Linked DNA regions of Homo sapiens: region 1 is linked to region 2. Evidence: chromatin loops called from intact Hi-C (ENCODE). Cell type or tissue: IMR-90. All regions are shown on one strand.

The links. A loop is a pair of places that touch in the nucleus more often than their neighbours do. Peaks named below come from ENCODE experiments on the same cell type or tissue, not always from the same donor. Only the 100,000 strongest peaks of a DNase experiment are listed, where the experiment ranks them.
Region 1: a loop joins it to region 2, with 2.4 times the contacts of the local background. A loop is called at or near these places in 11 of 110 quality-filtered maps.

The regions. Positions count from the first base shown.
Region 1 is chr10:17,429,705-17,432,204 of GRCh38, reverse strand. The region is part of intron 2 of ST8SIA6 (ST8 alpha-N-acetyl-neuraminide alpha-2,8-sialyltransferase 6); the gene reads left to right. Among named protein-coding and RNA genes, the nearest start is that of ST8SIA6, 24 kb to the left of the region's middle. In IMR-90, a CTCF peak has its summit at 1,287 (motif pointing right); a DNase peak (open chromatin) is centred at 1,284.
Region 2 is chr10:17,272,364-17,274,863 of GRCh38, reverse strand. No RefSeq gene overlaps it. Among named protein-coding and RNA genes, the nearest start is that of VIM-AS1, 44 kb to the right of the region's middle. In IMR-90, no CTCF peak of the experiment used is centred here; a DNase peak (open chromatin) is centred at 1,253.

The DNA of each region.
Region 1 (2,500 bases), 160 kb before region 2:
CTGCTTCTCTGACTTCATCTCTTTCAATTCTACTTGCTCACTGTGTTCCAGCTGCATGGAACTTCCAGTTATTTCTAGAACATAGTATGCTCTGGCGCCTTGTCTCCAACAGTGTTCTCTTCCTGGACTAAGGGTCTTTCATGAGCATCCCCCAGATACCCACCTAGTCTACTTCTTGCTTCCGGTTTTCGGCTTCCGGCTTCCGGCTGTCTCTCCCTTCAGCCTCCACTCCTATCCCTACTTTCCGCTTCCTCTTTCTTTGCCCTATTTTTTCCTGTACCACTTTTCACCATATGACACCACATATATTTCACAGTACTTGTTCTTATCTATCTCCTCCTACTAGGCAGCGAGCTCCATGTGGACAGAGATGTTTGTCTGTTTCATTTACTGTTGTGCCTGGAATAATAATGGCATATAGTAGAAACTGACTATTTGTTGGGCAAATTCCTTTTTTTTTTTTTTTTTCCAAACGAAGACCATGAGGCACAGAGAAATTGCAGTGATTTGCCTAAGGTCACACAGTTAGTAAGTATACAACTTGGGACTTGAACCCAGGACGCCTTCCCGCAGGGTTGTTTTTAGGACAGAGAGGATCTCACGCTGGCTTTCTGAATTCTTTCCTTGTTTTTCCAGCGGGCTCTGCGTTGTTGTTCTAACAGTTTATGCTTTTTCTACCATAGCCCAGGCGGGCTATATTTTTCAGAAATCCAAATAAATCTATATTACAGTCACACCCTTTCCCCCCCCTTAAAACGAAACTTTTATTCACTAAAATAACTGCTTTCAAATTGGTATATCATTATTCCGGTCACACTTTGAAATGATGTGCTTAAAATACTTTTAAAACAGCACTGTGAAGAAATTTCTTTTATATAAATGTTACAAATGTGGTTCAAAAGACCTGCCCTGACTTTCTTTCCCTTACCCTCCATCTCGGGGTGGGAGCTACCTGATCCTCAGGTGACTTCCAGCCATCCTCAGCGGCTAGTTCTCATCCTCATGTCGGCCAAAGGTGGCAGCCCTTGGGGCAGTCTGCATCACAGTTGAGAAGAGAAAAAAGGACGAGAGCAAAGGGCTTCTTCCTAATGAGGCTTTGCCTTTGTAGTTGAAAAGGAAATCCCTACTCAAAGATTTCTGCCTAAATCTTTTTAGCCATAAGTGTCACATGCTCAGCCTTGGCTTCTGGAAGTCTAGAAATATAAATGTCTCGCTTGGTGCCTGTGTATTGAAGGCAGGGAAAGGAAAGGGGTTTGGGAATGGCTTTGGGCCACTGTCTGCCACAAGAGGGAGCCCCAGATCACACTGAGCAAGTCTTTCACGTAACCTTAATAAGAACATAAAAGGAATAATCAGCAGAGCAAATAGACAACCCACAGAATGGGAGAAAATATTTGCAAACTATGCATCTGTCAAAGGGCTAGAATCCAGAATCTACGAGGAACTCAAACAAATCAGCAAGAGAAAAATAATCCCATCAAAAAGTGAGCAAAGGACATGAATAGACAGTTCTCAAAAGAAGATATACAAATGGCCAACAAACATAGGAAAAAATGCTTGACACCACTAATCATCAGGGAAATGCAAATTAAAACCACAGTGAGATACCACCTTACTCTGGCAAAAAAAATGGACATTATTAAAAAGTCAAAAACAACAGATGTTGGCGAGGATGGGGAAAAGGGAACACTTAGACACTGCTGGTGGGAATGCAAATTAGTACAGCTTTTATGGAAAACAGCGTGAAGATTCCACTAAAAGTGGATCTACCATTCAATCCAGCAATCCCACTATCAGGTATCTAGCCAAAGGAAAAGAAATCTATATGAAAAATACACATGCACACACGTTTATAGTAGCACAATTCACAATTGCAAAGATGTGGAACTGACGTAAGTGCCCATCCAATGAGTTGATAAAGAAGATGTGGTGTATATACACCATGGAATACTACCCAGCCATAAGAAGAAACAAAATAATGTCTTTTGCAGCAACCTGGATGGAGCTGGCGGCCATTATTCTTAATGAAGTAACACAGGAGTAGAAAATCAAAAACTGTATATCCTCACTTATAAATGGGAGCTAAGCTATGAGTATGCAGAGGCATACAGGGTGCATATAATGGTCTTTAGAGACTCAGAAAGGGGAAGATGGGAGGAGGGCTAGGGATCAAAAAACTACACATAGGTACAATGTACACTGCTCCGGCGATGGGTGCACTAAAATCTCAGAATTCACCACTGTACAATTCATCCATGTAACAAAAAAACACTTGTACCCCAAAAACTATTGAAATAAAAAAATTTTAACAAAGAATATAAATATTTGGAAGAGAAGAGATGCTATAGAAGAAGGTACCAGATGCTAAATGAAGCTCCAAATGGTAAAACGTGAAGTACAAATAGAAGTTGAAAAAGTAAGGCCAGGCATTGTGGCTCACGCCTGTAATCCTGACACTCTGGGAGGCTGAGGCGGTCAGATCGCTTGAGCCTAGGAGTTC
Region 2 (2,500 bases):
ATGTTCAAGGAAAAATAAGCTACCTCGGATTTTGTTTGGAGGGGAGAGGATGGTGAATTGCAGAGGAGAGAAACCCACCAAGGATGGGCTAACACTGGATGATGAAGGGAGATGAGGGTTCTGTCTGAGTCCAAGAGTGGGCGAGAGGTGGTAAGAACAGGGTTGGGGAACTACACAGCCCCTGAGCCCAATCAGCCTGCTCATCATCGCAAATAAAGTTTTATTGGAACATAACTAGCACCCATTGGTTGAGTCATCATCATCTACAGCTGCTTTTGTATTACGGCAGCAGGGCTGAATAGTTGCGGCAAAGACCATATGGCCCCCAAGGTTGAAAATATTTACAGCCTCACCCTTTACAAAAGTAGTTTGCTGAGCCTTGGTTAGAGGAAGGTCTCTGGTCATAGCTCTCCATAGAAGCACTGAGATTAGTTGTGAGGTACATTGGGATTCAGTGGTAACTAATAATAATTTGATGGCCCAAGTTGACAAATGATTCACTTTTTAAAAATTAAAATAGAGCGGATGCAAAGTTATCCCCATGAAGAACTCTCGTATACTTTCCTTGGGAAAGAAAGAGATAATAGGCCAGGTGCGGTGGCTCATGCCTGTAATCCCAGCATTTTGGGAGTCCAAGGCAGGTGGATTGCTTGAGACTGGAGCTCAAGACCAACTAGATAACATAGTAGGACCTCCCCCCATCGCTACAAAAAATGTAAAAATGAGCTGGGCAAGGTGGTGCACACCTGTAATGCCTGCTACTTGGGAGGCTTAGGTGGGGGGATTGCTTGAGCCCAGGAAGTCAAGGCTACAGTGAGCTGTGATTGTACCACAGCACAACATCCTGGGTGACAGAGTTAGATCCTGTCTCAAAAAACAAAAGCAAGAGAGAGAGAGAGAGAAAAGAAGAAGAAGAAGAAAAGAAGGAGGAGAAGAAGAAGGAGGAGAAGGAGGAGGAGGAGAAGGAGGAGGAGGAGAGGAGGAGGAAAGGAGGAGAGGAGGAGGAGGGAAGAAGGAGGAAGGGGAAGGCGGGGAGGGGGAGGGGAGTTACAGCTACCAAGCAGAATTTTATATAGAAAGAAAGAGAGAGAGAAAGAAAGGAAGGAAGGAAAGAAAAAGCGAGTTACAACTAGCAAGCAGAATTCTGTATGTCCAGGAAAGAAAGTGAGTTACAGCTACCAAGCAGAATCTTCTGTTCCCTGGACATGAAATGAGAGTGAGGCTCTATCACGTGACTCACTCTCAGGGTTAATCCCAGCACTCCTTTTGAGTGAGTTGTGTGGTAGACATGACTCACATCTATCATGAATACCTGCTGAAAAAACAAAGTGAAAACTGCTTCCCTAGAGAAGCCTGAATTAAGGGTTTGGGGAAGAGTGTGTGTGTGTGTGTGTGTGTGTGTGTGAGAAAGGTGTCAGTGATGAGGAGACCCAGAGGACCTTTCTTCTTCAGCAGCACAGCCTGGCCTAAACCTCTACAAGGCTCACCCTGCGTCCTCCAGCTCTGATTCAGGGGTCATTCTAGGGCCGCCTATTTGACGGCCCTCCCTCCTGGTTGTCTATCCAAAGGTCAACATCAGGTTTTCCTTTCGATCCACTGAAAAGGCCTAAAGGTGATTTCAGGTGTTCCTTGTATCCTAAAAATGTTCTACTCTCTCTGTTGGAAGTTTAGGGTGGTGAGGGTGGTGGGGAGGTGGGTATGGAGTTGAGGACATAGGATGAGAGGTTTAGAGAAAATGCAACGTGTGATTGAGCAAATACCTAAGAGTGAATCTGTAAGCTACACGGATGAGCTTTGGTCAAGAATTAGGCTGAGGCAGACATCCGGGCCTGCATGACTTAGTGAGTTTAGGGCACAGGCGCAATACTCCACTTGTTATATAACCTGTTTGGGTAAGCTCATACCTGTCTTTGAGCCATTATTCTTTGAAAAAGTATAACTGCCCGGCTGACACTGTGCATATGGCTTGGCTCGGCCCAGCACGGAACGGAATGGCTCGACATGGCTCGGGCGCTGGTGCCCAGAGAGAGAGTAAGGCTACTTACCCCTGTAAGGGAGAGTGGGTCACCTTGAAGGCAGGCAGTGGGGAGCCAGGAACCAGCTTGTGCCCAAAGGGAAAGAGTTAAGCTGCTCTCCCTGTAAGAGAGAGCTGGCCTTGTAGGGCAGAGAGCGCAGCTGCAGGTGTGGGGTCGGCGAGAGCCTCAGAGCTGGAGCAAATAGCCGAGGTAAAGGTGGACGGTGTGAGTACGCTGCCGATGACAGAGCTGCTGCATAAAACCATATTCACCTGCCTACGGCCCCCTGAGTGTTCTTTCAGTTATCTGCCCATCCACCCACTCCCCTCAAACCTCAGCTGGGGCTCACACCTGAAAGAATCGCTTTCTGTTAGTCCCTACTTAACTGATACCATATTCTCTCTGGTTTGGGGAGTGGAAGGAGGTGGAAAGAATAATAGCAAAACGGTCTCCTAAAAACTAGAACGTCACAAACTTTTCCCAAG